Regions from separate parts of the Mus musculus genome. Here all the other regions are linked to region 2. A link is a loop called in an ENCODE intact Hi-C map of the cell type or tissue named here. Cell type or tissue: heart. All regions are shown on one strand. Each heading gives the region's core, and the rest is flanking DNA. Links, peaks and the distances in the headings are about the cores only.

What was found. Hi-C counts contacts between places; a loop is a spot of excess contacts. Peaks named below come from ENCODE experiments on the same cell type or tissue, not always from the same donor. Only the 100,000 strongest peaks of a DNase experiment are listed, where the experiment ranks them.
Region 1: a loop joins it to region 2, with 2.8 times the contacts of the local background. A loop is called at or near these places in 6 of 42 quality-filtered maps.
Region 3: a loop joins it to region 2, with 2.1 times the contacts of the local background. A loop is called at or near these places in 6 of 42 quality-filtered maps.

What each region holds. Positions count from the first base shown.
Region 1 is chr15:97,371,295-97,375,608 of GRCm38, reverse strand. It overlaps Pced1b (PC-esterase domain containing 1B), which reads right to left. Exons shown (of 6, transcript NM_172293.4): 5 at 1,460-1,653. Among named protein-coding and RNA genes, the nearest start is that of Gm33325, 16 kb to the right of the region's middle. In heart, for the core only: no CTCF peak of the experiment used is centred there; a DNase peak (open chromatin) is centred at 1,658; H3K4me3 peaks cover 829 bases; H3K27ac peaks cover 1,499 bases.
Region 2 is chr15:97,245,385-97,249,698 of GRCm38, reverse strand. Amigo2 (adhesion molecule with Ig like domain 2) reads left to right here and starts at 2,412. Exons shown (of 2, transcript NM_001164602.1): 1 at 2,412-2,726; 2 at 3,102-4,314. The coding sequence starts at 3,160. It overlaps Pced1b (PC-esterase domain containing 1B), which reads right to left and starts at 2,592. Exons shown (of 6, transcript NM_172293.4): 1 at 2,535-2,592. In heart, for the core only: CTCF peaks have their summits at 1,671 and 2,642; DNase peaks (open chromatin) are centred at 1,228, 2,278 and 3,278; H3K4me3 peaks cover 2,420 bases; H3K27ac peaks cover 2,065 bases; H3K27me3 peaks cover 537 bases.
Region 3 is chr15:97,325,421-97,329,734 of GRCm38, reverse strand. All of the region lies in intron 3 of Pced1b (PC-esterase domain containing 1B), which reads right to left. Among named protein-coding and RNA genes, the nearest start is that of Gm33325, 30 kb to the left of the region's middle. In heart, for the core only: a CTCF peak has its summit at 2,055 (motif pointing left); no DNase peak of the experiment used is centred there.

The sequences.
Region 1 (4,314 bases), core at 602-3,101, 130 kb before region 2:
TAACTCGCCCTGTCCTGCAGGCTGTCCTCACTCAGGTTCCCCCTGCCTCCACATGCCAGCTGGTCTCAGGAGTCCTCTGGTCCAGGTCTCCTCTGATGTGCCCTGGCTTGCCCATCCATCACCCTATGCCTCCTCACATCGGACATTCACAGTGGGTCCTCACAGGCCGGTGAGGTGAAAACTTAGTCTACTTACAGAGAAAACTTAGTCTACTTACAGAGAAATCAACAGAAGCTATGCAAAATAGCCCAAGACTGCTCAGCTGGCAAAAGCCAGAACTGGCTGGCCTGCTATAGATAGCAAGAAGTCTTCTGATGAATTAGATAAGATTGGGGCTTAGGTTTCCTTTCTTTGGGTTAAAAAAAAATTATATTGCCGGGCGTGGTGGCACACGCCTTTAATCCCAGCACTCGGGAGGCAGAGACGGGCGGATTTCTGAGTTCGAGGCCAGCCTGGTCTACAAAGTGAGCTCCAGGATAGCCAGGGCTATACAGAGAAACCCTGTCTCGGGGAAAAAAAAAAAAACCAAAACAATTATTTTTATATATATATATAGTTTCAAAACCTGAGCTTTTAACTCAGCTATACAGATTTGTTAAAAGGAAAAGAAGGAAGTAAAATTATCTAGAAAGAAAAATATGCATGTGGTCTCCCTCCTGGTTATTCTCGGCCAGGAAAACTATTTTGCACACAGCTTTAAACGCTTCCACAAGGACACAAAGCAGGTAAGGAGCTTCTCTGGTTCGTAATAACGTAATAACTAATTAGCCTTATTACTTGCGGTGAAATGAAGCATTTCAGCCAGGGTTTAGCAACACCAACCTGGTAACATTGTTTCAGGCTCCTCTGGCGACCTTTAAGTGATTTAACTTGCTTACCCTTGTGTTCCTCGTAAGAAGCCTAAGAAACAGGTGCTTTTCTTTTTTACACATTCAAAGATCAAGGTTGACAGGGAATGGGCTCCCTGCTTCACAGCCACAGGCTCATGGGAAGCAGGGCTGGGGTGCCGAGCCTCTGTGGTCAATCACAACAGACAGGATTGCATAGACAATAAATAGATACCGCACCTCCTTTTCTCTTCAACGTGGAACTGGCTGTTTTTCTGTATCTTTTTCTTTTCTTCTTTAAGGTGTTTAATTGTTTACCAGTGTAGACCACATAACTAACAGCTTGTCCTTTGGTGCCACCAAGTCTGGTGCCTGGAGTTTCCCATCCCTCCCCCCCCCCACCTGCTCATTGACTCCTTACAGTAGAGATCTGAGAAATGATGATCGATCTGAAAATTTAAATGTATATTTAAAAGAGAATGGGGAATCTCCCAAGATCTTTCTTCCTCAGTTACATAGGGAGGAGGAGGGGGAGGAGAAGGAGGAAGATAGCCTGGGCTACAAGAGACCCATTAGCGAAAGAAAAAAAAAAAAAAAACAAAACTGAAAACAGAAAGCTGGGGAGTACTTACTTATGGAAACCACTGGTGACTTTTTTAAAAAAGGTGACTCTCTGTTGATTCTAGATCCTTCCCTAGATAGAGTCCTTTCCTGGCTGTAGATCAGAATGGCCCAGGCTCTGTCTTCGGGGTAAATAAGTTCAGCGCTGGGTGCTGCAACTTTCACAAGGCAGTGTCTGGGGAGGTGATGCCATTTCCGGTGGCCTCTGGGGCAAATGACAGGATACAACGTTTGCTCTCTTGCTTTAGGAACAATAATGACCTAAGTTTTAAGACTGCGCCGTTAACGTGGACGAGACCTGACGTGGTGGGTTGGCTCTGAATTCATTTTTATGTTGCCTTTCTCAGTAATTTAAATGTGACCCTTTGTGTTCTCTTAAGAGTTTGGGTCCTCCGTTTTTACTATGCCGGTGTGGCGAATACGAAGCAGAAAGCATTCGGCGTGGGAAAGAGAAGTTGAGGGGAGAGATTTGGGGAGATGAGAGATTTCTCCCTTCTCATTTAGTAGCCTTCATCCTGTGTTGGGGGAGGGGGAGGCTCTGCTTTTAACCCAGCCTCCCTCTCGGTCTGCACGAAGCTCGGTAGGGGGGAAGGACTGCCCTCCCCCCCCCCCCCCCCAGCTGGGAGTCGGGATATAGGCCCAAGGGAGTCCAGAAAAAGTCAGAGCTGTGACCGGGAGCCAGGTAAATGCGGGAAAGGTCAGAGTCAGCCCGGCGGTCCCTTCGACTCCCTCTCGCAGACTCCCACTGGAAGCTGTCATCTGCTGTGAAAGAAAGGGCCTCTGATTTAGCAGATAAGCTCTGGCCTTGGGTTCTGCTTGGGATGATCTCATTGTGGGGGGGAGGGACTCTCACCTCCTACTAATACTGAGATGAAAGAAGGAGGAAATGAATCAGAAAAAAAAAAAAAAAAATCAACCTAGGAGAAGAGAAACTTAAAAAAACAACAAAAACAGCTTTAAAAAAATAGTGGCTTTTTAGTAGGTGTTCTAAACACTTCAGAGCAAGCCTTAGAATTGAAGTTACTGTTTTGTGTGCTCCTTTGTATGTCTGTGTGTAAAACTCCGGCCCTGCCCTGTCTCCCTCTGAGCTCCAGCCTCAGCTTCTAACTTCCATCACAATAAACAGTAGAAAGTGTGGAACAAGAAACACTCTGCAGTGAGACCAGTGTAGGCCCAAGCTCACAATCCCAGCACTCGGGAGGGCAGTAGCTGGATCTACACAAAGCCCAGGCCTGTAACCCAACTTTTGTCTACTTAGTGGGCTCCTTTTTCTTCCACCCTTCTCCAAACCCCTTCTTCTACCCTTTCAACCCCAGAATCTCTAGGTGGGAGAGAAAAAGGGGTGGAGGGGAAAGTAGTCTACAATGGCCTTAGACTACTTCCTGCTGGTTAGGGGCGTTCCTTGGGGCAAGTTTGATCTTCGCTGTCAATTGATCTAATTTCTTCTTTCCTCTTTTTGCATACAACTATCATCTAACCACCAGTCGACCAGCCCTTCTACTGGGGCTCTCGTGTTTATACATCCTTTGATTAATTCCCAGAGTTCCAAACGGTCACACACTGGCAAAAAAACTATCAAACGATCTGCAGCTGGCAAAATCACCCCCCTCCCTGCCAGTGCACGAGGTAAGTCACAGCGAGCTGCTGTGCACAGTCTGAAGCAGCTCCGTATCCCACACCTGGGATCAAAACAAAACATATTCTTATAATATTTCTGTGTTAAACAAACATAGGAACAACAATATGAACTAGCCAGTACCCCCAGAGCTCCCTGAGACTAAACCACCAACCAAAGAAAACACATGGTGGGACTCAAGGCTCTAGTCGCATATATAGCAGAGGATGGCCTAGTCGGTCATCAATGGAAGGAGAGGCCCTTGGTCCTGTGAAGGTTCTATGCTACAGTGTGGGGGAATGCCAGGGTCAGGAAGTGGGAGTGAGTGGGTTGGTGAGCAGGGGGAGGGGGAAGACGATGGGGGTTTTTGGAGGGGAAACCAGGAAAGGGGGTAACATTTGAAATGTAAATAAAGAAAATATCTAATAAAAGAAAAGAAAAAAACAAGGGGGGAAGGGTATGGGGGACTTTTGGGATAGCATTTGAAATGTAAATGAAGAAAATACCTAATTAAAATAAACAAATAAATAAATAAAAAAGAAAAAGGGGGATCAAAACCCCAAAATAAAACAAAATTCTCAGTACACAGGCCAGCCTGAGCTATAGAGGAGACCCTGTCTTCAGCACAAATAACAAAGGGTCCCAGGGCAGTCCTGAATTCCCCCTGTATGCTTTGTTCAGGGTCTTGTTTCTTTACTAATGAGTTATGAGGTAGGCTAGGCTACAAAATTAGTTCATTGTCATTTCTTGAAAATAATTTATCTCCTCAACTAGCCCACATGTGCATAAAGTTTAATCCCGCACTTCTGTGTTCTTCTCGCCTTGCCTAAATTATTTCTCTCATCTTGACCAAACTTTTCTGTGTTGCAATGAATTCTAATACAGTCATTACAGTGTCTCCAGACAGGCTTTCAGTCTGGAAAAGCCAACTGGAAACCTGGCTATCCTTAACTTCGGAACCGTGTCTTATGTAGCTGGAGGGACCCTGCCCTGACTTGGCGCCAAGGGGTCTGCTCGAGATGCAAATGTTTCCAGCGGGTCTGTGAGCTCTGAGACCCAGCTGGGAGGACACCAGGTTTTCTGTAATCACCAGGAGACCAGAGGGCAGAAGAGCAGTAGTAAATGCAAAGAGTTCATGCTTGGAATCTTCCGTTTTAGGTTCTTCCTTCTTCCCAGTGTCTGTTAGAACCCACGTCAGTCATCAGCCTGTATTGCTGACCTGGCTCCTGAGAATACTCTGGAGCCTCTCGA
Region 2 (4,314 bases), core at 1,159-3,658:
ACTCGGTTTCATTCATGAAAACGTCACTGAATGCCAACCAAATGTCAGCTGGGACCCTGACAGAGGAAACGGCTGTCTTCACAGAATTTTCCTTATAGTGGAGAGCGGGTGCTATGGTTTGAATACGATTTGAGTGTGTCCCTCCAAAATCCACTTGATAGAAGTCTGACCATATGTGACCATATTAGGGTGTGACGCTTCGAGGAGGTGGGGTCTATGTCGAGCCATTGATTCATGGAGGCTCACCCATGGACAGGATTAATGAAGGTCTCAAGGGACCACTGGTGCTAAAGTTGTTACACAAATAACAAATGTGGGTCCTGAACCTCTCTGGCACGCTGTGCCTCTATGTTGCTCCCTGACTTACTCTTCAACCATCCACCCTGCTGTGAGTACCCTGTGGGTTCTCCTCTAGAGGCAGGACTGAGCAAGAGGTATGACCTTGGACAGCCAATCTCTATAATTGTGGGTTCAATTTCATTTGAGAAAGGCGCCCCATTTAGGTATTTTGTTATAGCAACCGAACATTGACTAACATGGTGGAGATCCATGAGGTGATAAAGGTTATCAAATAAATAAACCTGAAAAAAAAACATTACCTTCCGCAAAGTAAGGCCATACCTTTTGCTATTACTGAAGTCAGCTTTCTTGTCTCCAGGCTAGTAAACACACACCTTTCATGCCTCTCTTGCCTTTGACATGCATGGGAGTCCAGAGAGCTGGTCTTATATAGACCTGCCCCCTGCGAGTTTGTGTACAGCTGGTTTATGCTGTGGGGTGATGGCAAGATACTTCTGAGAGTTGCCTGCAGGTATAGCATAACTTCCACTCTCCACTTCTTAAAAAAAAAAAAAACCACCCATTTTAGATCATTTTGTGATAAGCACGGGTTAACCAGCTTCCCAATTTCCTTCCATTTAGGACTGCAAAACCCAGTCACTTACTGGTCATTTAAATAACATTCCTTTGATTACCTGACTCCATTTCCAGGTGACCGCTCAGCTTTGTGACTTTGAGCCTTAAACCCGAGGTTTTCTTGGGGGAAGCCCGGGGGTTGGGGGTGTGCGTGTGGTCTGATAGGAATCTTAAACCTATTTCTCTGGGGAAATGAAGAATGCACCCCTGGAGCACACTAGGCTGGATGCTTGTGGTTTTAAAAGTCAATCTTTAGTGAAAGTGAAACTAACAGGAACCAAGTTGCCCTCCCTTGAAAACCCTGAATCGCTGAGCTCTCCCGGAACCAGTCCACATTAACGCAACACACAGGTCCATCAGATCCATGCCAAAAACTCACTCAGGAAGTTTTCCGATAAATTTAAGGATGCCGTGGGGGGGGGGGGGGATCATTTTGGTTTTTAAAGTTGTATTCATGTGCTCTGCCCTCACTGTCTCCCCAATTTTGTCTACCTTTCATTGGCTCCCTAAGCCCTTCTACTGTGGCTAGCATGGTTTTTTAGGGACAGTAATTTATTTCTTTTAATCCGTACACAACGGCCAAATGGATCACTTGGCTCAGTCAAATCCCATCGTTTAAGCCTTTAAACAAGAATGGATTTGTAATCGAAAAGCCCACCAGCTTCAAGCTCTCTCCCTCATTTTCACATGGCCTTGTTCAGCTTGTGCCTTCCGAGAATGCTAGCTCAGTCTACTGGAGCCCTGGTGGCTGTAGGGCCTCTAGGGGACAAGTCCTTCTGCGTAGCCACCCCTACCGAATTAATCCTAGTCCTGAAGCCGCCAGCGCGACTCTGGATTTTTTTTGTTTTTGTTTTTTTTGTTTATTTTTTTTAAAGGCTAATGCCCTTATCTGTGCATTCCAACCGGAAGCCTTCTTTCCTGCCCCTTTGCTTCTAGAGCTGGGCCCGGTGCCTCGGGCCGCCGTCTCCGAGTTAGGAAAAGGGCTCGAACTTTCCCAGGGAACCGGGGGGCGTCCCCGCGGCGCCTCCGCACCCCCTCCCCCCGCAAAGCCCCGGTGGTGCCCGAGGGAACGCGCCGCGGCCCTCGCTCCTGTCCTCCTCCTCCTCCTCCAAACCCGGGCGGGGACCCCAGCAAGCACCCGGTGCACAGCGCCCGCCAGGCCCCTCGCCCCAGCCCCTAAAGCCAGGCTCCGAGATCGGGGTGGGGTGCCACCTGCGGGCCACCGCCCGCGGGCTCCGGCGCGCGGCACCCCGGCACCCTGGGCGGCTCCCTACCGGGCTGGGCGGCTCCCCCGCGGGCGCGGGGCGAGGGGCGCGGGGCCTGGGGGTGCAGAGTCGCAGGCCTCGCTGCGGTCCCACCCGGCCGAGAGGCGGCGCGGAGCCCGCACGGGGCCGCCTCTGCGATTGGCTGCGCCCCCCCTCCCCTGCTCCGCCCGCCGCGGCGCCCGAGGAGCGAGGACGCGGGGACCCGCCTCCCGCCCGCTCCCGACCCCGGGCGCACGGGATAAAAGGCGGGCGGCGGGCGCGGGAGCCCGGGCCCTGCAGCCTGCGAGCGCCACCGGCGGGCCGGCTTCCCCCGCCGCCCACCCCGCTCCCGGCGCGGCCGAGCTCCGGCGGTACCTGCAGCCGAGCGAGAGAGCCGGGGAGCCCGCGCCGCTGCCTCGAAACTCGCCAAAGTTGAGAGGCTGCCGCCCACCGGGAGCTGGAGGGAAGGTGCGAGCGCGCGGGGCGCAAACCGGCAGGCGGACGCGCGGACCTTCCGAGCGCACCGCCGTCGGCGGCCTCTCCGAGCCGCTGCGGCTTCCCAGCGCTGTGAGTGGTCGGCTAGACCGACGGCTGGCTAAGTATTTCCGTTCAATTGTTTATGGGATGCGATTGTGTGTTTTTGTGTGTGTCGGTGGAGGGAGTTAAGGCAGAATGCATCCTTTAGAAACAAAAACACACAAAAAAGCCTGAGTTTCTCATGCTGAGACTGTCGCATTGAGAGAAGGTACCTGGAAATCTCACTGAGTTGGAGTAATCTAGGAAAAATGCATATAACAGGTTCTTTATTAAAAAGCCACCCCTGTTGGAGATGGAACCCATTTCAAAAGTTAATTGGAATGAAAGCAATTACGGAATAACTCTAACGGGTTAACTAGTGGCAGTTAACTTGTACTTTTCTCCCGTTTTAAATGTTGTTACCAGATTGGTGGGAGACTGAGCTGATGAGAAGCGACTGGCAAGAGACTCAGAGGCGACCATAATGTCGTTAAGGTTCCACACACTGCCCACCCTGCCTAGAGCTGTCAAACCGGGTTGCAGAGAGCTGCTGTGTCTGTTGGTGATCGCAGTGATGGTGAGCCCCAGCGCCTCAGGAATGTGCCCCACTGCTTGCATCTGTGCCACCGACATTGTCAGCTGCACCAACAAAAACCTATCTAAGGTGCCCGGGAACCTTTTCAGACTGATTAAAAGACTGGATCTGAGCTATAACAGAATCGGACTGTTGGATGCCGACTGGATCCCGGTGTCGTTTGTCAAGCTGAGCACCTTAATTCTTCGCCACAACAACATCACCAGCATCTCCACGGGCAGTTTCTCCACAACCCCAAATTTAAAGTGTCTGGACTTATCATCCAATAGGCTGAAGTCGGTAAAGAGTGCCACATTCCAAGAGCTGAAGGCTCTGGAAGTACTGCTGCTGTACAACAACCACATTTCCTATCTGGACCCCGCAGCGTTCGGGGGGCTTTCCCACTTGCAGAAACTCTATCTGAGTGGGAACTTTCTCACACAGTTCCCTATGGATTTGTATACTGGGAGGTTCAAGCTGGCTGATCTGACATTTTTAGATGTTTCCTATAATCGAATCCCTTCCATACCGATGCACCATATAAACTTAGTGCCGGGGAGACAGCTGAGAGGCATCTACCTTCACGGGAACCCATTTGTATGTGACTGTTCTCTGTACTCGTTGCTGATCTTTTGGTACCGTAGGCACTTTAGCTCCGTGATGGATTTTAAGAATGACTATACCTGTCGCCTGTGGTCTGACTCCAGGCACTCCCACCAGCTGCAGCTGCTCCAGGAGAGCTTTCTGAACTGTTCTTACAGCGTTATCAACGGCTCCTTCCACGCACTTGGCTTTATCCACGAGGCTCAGGTTGGGGAGAGGGCGATCGTCCACTGTGACAGCAAGACTGGCAATGGAAATACTGATTTCATCTGGGTCGGTCCCGATAACAGGCTGCTGGAGCCAGATAAAGACATGGGGAACTTTCGTGTGTTTTACAACGGAAGTCTGGTCATAGAGAACCCTGGCTTTGAGGACGCCGGGGTATATTCTTGTATCGCAATGAACAGGCAGCGGCTGTTAAACGAGACGGTGGATATCATGATCAACGTGAGCAATTTCACC
Region 3 (4,314 bases), core at 602-3,101, 81 kb before region 2:
TGAGGTCCACAGCCAGCTACATACCTTGTCTCAAAATGCCTAAGACAAGATGTAAAACATACACTGGCTGCCACCTTGGGTGTATTAGAAACCACAGAAGCTAAACGCATAAAGCACTCTGAAACAGAGAGAACATCAGTTAGTGTATTTTATTTGGAACTATGGAGATTCAGTGAAAGCCAAGTTAGCACTCTGGGTAACATTAGACAGCAGTGAGGCCGAAGCAGTGTGGTTTGGGAAACTCCACCCATGAGACAGTGCCTTGGCTTGGGCCTGTGTGAAACTGAAGACCTGTGAGAAAAGGCAGATGCAGGAAGGACTGTCCTAGGGAGCACTACCTAAGACCCTGGTGTAAGTCACCCTACGCTGTGACAGAAGGAACAATCTACCTCAAGATGGAGGGCAGAGTAGGCAGTGGTGGGGCAGGGGGAGGTGTAGGTGGTGGTGGGGCAGGGGGAGGTGTAGCTGGTGGTGGGGCAGGGGGAGGTGTAGCTGGTGGTGGGGCAGGGGGAGGTATAGGTGGTGGTGGGGCAGGGGGAGGTGTAGGTGGTGGTGGGGCAGGGGGAGGTGTAGGTGGTGGTGGGGCAGGGGGAGGTGTAGGTGGTGGTGGGGCAGGGGGAGGTGTAGGTGGTGGTGGGGCAGGGGGAGGTGTAGGTGGTGGTGGGGCAGGGGGAGGTGTAGGTAGTGGTGGTGAGGTAGGGGCAGTGTAAACCATGGTAGGGTGGATGAGAACAGACCCTGTCTCCTGGCCCCTCTTGCCCACTGTCCCTGGCCTTAAGTCCCCTTTGCAGGATCACAGTCCAGGACATCTCACTCTGCATTCAACGGAGCAGGAAAATAATCATTTAACTGTTTCTGCCAGCCTCAGGACCAATTCCTCATGAAGGCTCCTGTGGCAGCACAATAGTATTAATAACTGTGTGGGCTCTTCTTTTCTTCATCTGTCTTTTGCTCTGAGGGCCTCAGCCAACAACTTAGAACTGTAGGAGGAAAAGATACTTTCTTCTCCTGTTTTAAACCGTAAGTTCTTAGAAAGTACCAAGTAGAAAATATTCATATTTTTGTGCAATCGGGAAACATTACGAAATTCAGTCATATTTCCCATTACAAAAAAAAAAAAAAAAAGAATGATTTCTTTTAAAGTCAGATTTTGTAGACCATGCTTGCTGATAGAAATGGGAAGGCTGACAGGATTTCTAGATGTGTTAAGAATAAGTGGGGGGTTGGAGAGATGGCTCAATGGTTAAAAAGCGCCTCCTGTTGTTACAGAGCCCCCCCTCACCACCACCCTCCGGAGCCCCCCCCCCCCCCCCGCCCCGGGGTCAGTTCCCAGCATGCACTGGGTGACTCCAGTTCCAGGTGATCTGATGCCCTCTCCTGACATTTGTGGGCACCGGGCATGCACGTGGTGCACTTAGATGCAGTAGGCAAAACACTCAGATGTATAAGATACAAGGAAAAGCAAAACAGGAGCAAAAGTTTGGCCAAACTGTAATCAACGCTTGCTTCCTAATTTTCTCTAAAATAGAGCAAAACCAAGGTGGTGTTCCTGGTGCTAGCTACCCCGTAACAACGCTCAAAAGAATTTTTTTTTTTAAGTAGAAAAAGAAAAAAAAAAAAGTTGCCGGGCGTGGTGGCGCACGCCTTTAATCCCAGCACTCAGGAGGCAGAGGCAGGCGGATTTCTGAGTTCAAGGCTAGCCTGGTCTACAGAATGAGTTCCAGGACAGCCAGGGCTATACAGAGAAACCCTGTCTCAAAAACCAAAAAAAAAAAAAAAAAAAAAAAAAAAAGTTATAGGATGCAAAATTTACGATCGGAAAAGCAAAGCGGTGAAGATAGTAGTGGAAACCGTGAGGTAAGGCCAGCAGGGTGAACCAACAGGAGCGCGGATGAGCGAGAGACAAGGAAGCGCTCGCTGGAAGCGGCTGCACCGAGTTAGTTAGGGGTAGCATCTCGCCGAGAGAAGGCTCAGTGGTTAAGATCTGCTTGCTCTTGCTTTAGACCCAAATTTGGTTCCTAGCACACACGGTGGCTCACTGGGCCCTCTGGTGGCCACTGTGGGTACTACACATGCACATGGCGCATAGACACACACAAAGGCATAACAACATCATACATAAAATAAACACATCTTTTTAAAAACCGTTTTTGTCTGTCTGTTTGTTTGTTTTTAAAGTGGAGACTTCAGTGCGTCTGGTCTAAAGCTAAATTATCTTGGGTTAACTCAGCCTCTGAATAACCAATTTCTGTCCCCTGCGTGTGTGACCCAACATCTTTGTGATGACAAAGCCTGAAAGTATCGTTAAGAAGTATATGAGGCCAATGACAGAGGTTTCCTGTTTCCATCTTCCGTTTGAAAAGCGCCTGAGTTATGACTTTCTTTGCTTTGCTCACTACAAACTCTGTGAAACAGTTTGGACATTGGAACCCAGTATTCAGGTACACTACAGCCGATTTTATGGGCCACGATCCCTCATCATTGGTTCCAGAATAAACCATTTCCCCACTTCTTCGCAGCGACTGTTGGGTTTTCGTGTTGATAACGCAGAAGTGGACAATGACTTCCTTTTATTCCGTGAATCAGTCAAACCATCACTCCCTTCGCTAAGGGGCTTTTTTACTGTGAGCACAACTGACCAGTTAGCCACCCATTGCTTGGCTCATTAATTTTGCAGCAGTACTGAGTTAGATGGTGTTAGGCAAGGCTATCCTCCTAGCCAAACTGCTGCCATCTTCAGGAGCCCGGGCGTAACAGGCGTAATTACTCACCCCAGTCCATGAGCTGTCAGGAATCATGCTATAAAAGCATGGTCCAGCTGTAGAGATGGCTCAGAGGTTAAGAGCACTGACTGCTCTTCAGAAGGTCCTGAGTTCAAATCCCAGCAACCACATGGTGGCTCACAACCACCCATAAGGAGATCTGACGGCCTCTTCTGGTGAGTCTGAAGACAGCTACAGTGAACTTACATATAATGATATATATATCTTTTGAGAGAAAAAAAAAAGCATGGTCAATGAGAGGGAGGGCTAGTCCTGACGTAACCCACGGAAGTCACAGCCCAGCATTGATCTTTTGTTTGTTTGTTTTCCTTTTTCTTGTTAAAGATTTATCTATTTATTTTATGTCTATGAGTGCACTGTAGCTGTACAGATGGTTGTGAGCCACCATGTGGTTGCTGAGAATTGAACTCAGAACCTCTGCTCTCTCCAGCCCCGCTCGTCTGGCCCAAATATTTATTTATTTCAGCTCCCTGTTTGTTTTTGAGACAGGGTTTCTCTGTGTAGCAGCAATGGCTATCCTGGAACTCTATCTGTAGCCTCAGTTGGCCTTGAACTCTAAAGAGCTCTGCCTGCCTCTGCCTCCTGAGTGCTGGGACTAAAGCCACAGCATTGATCTTAACAGGTGCATTTATTGCTCCATGATTCTGCTGAGTTGATAAACTTATAATTCCATTTGGTAAAATACAGTCAAATCAATACGACATGCTGGCCTTTTACACTGATTAGAGGCCCAGTTTGAAAACTATCCTGTAAGAGCCCCTGAAGAGTTCTTCCATGTGGCGTCCTCCTCCCGTGCCCCTTCCCTTGTGTACTAGCTGGCGTTGTGTGTCAACTCGACACAAGCTGGAGTTATCAGAAAGGAAGGAGCCTCAGGTGAGGAAGTGCCTCCACAAGATCCAGTTGTAAGTGGATCAATTAGTGACTAGTGGGGGAGGGTCCTGCCCATTGTGGGTGGTGCCATGCCTGGGCTGGTGGTCCTGGGTTGTATGAGAAAGCAAGCCGAGCAAGCCAGGGGAAGCAAGCCAGTAAGCAGCATCCTTCTATGGCCTCTGCATCAGCTCCTGTGTCCAGGTTCCTACCCTGTATGAGTTCCTGTCCTGACTTTCTTTGGTGATGAACAGCAGTGTGGAAGTGTAAGCTGAATAAACCCTTTCCTTCCCAACTTTCTTCTTGGTCATGATTTTTTGGGCAGAAATAGAAACCCTGACTAAGGCACCTTGGTTTCTTTATCTTTTTCTGTACTGGGGACTGAAGAGGGGGCCTCATGCATGCCAGATAAACATTCACTTTACTACTGAGCTATCCCACTGCCACACTAAAGACACTGGTAAGTCACAGCACACGCACACGTGCGCATAACTGGCTCTGGGTGACTCTGTGTGAACTATCTGGAGAAATGCTTTTTAGATGAAGGAGCAAAGTTTTGTGAATGTGTAACTAACTTTTATCTAACTTTATGTGTTGATAAAGCCACCAAGAATGTAGTCATAGAAGCCTACGCATTCCAACCCTTGAAGATGGAAATATAAGA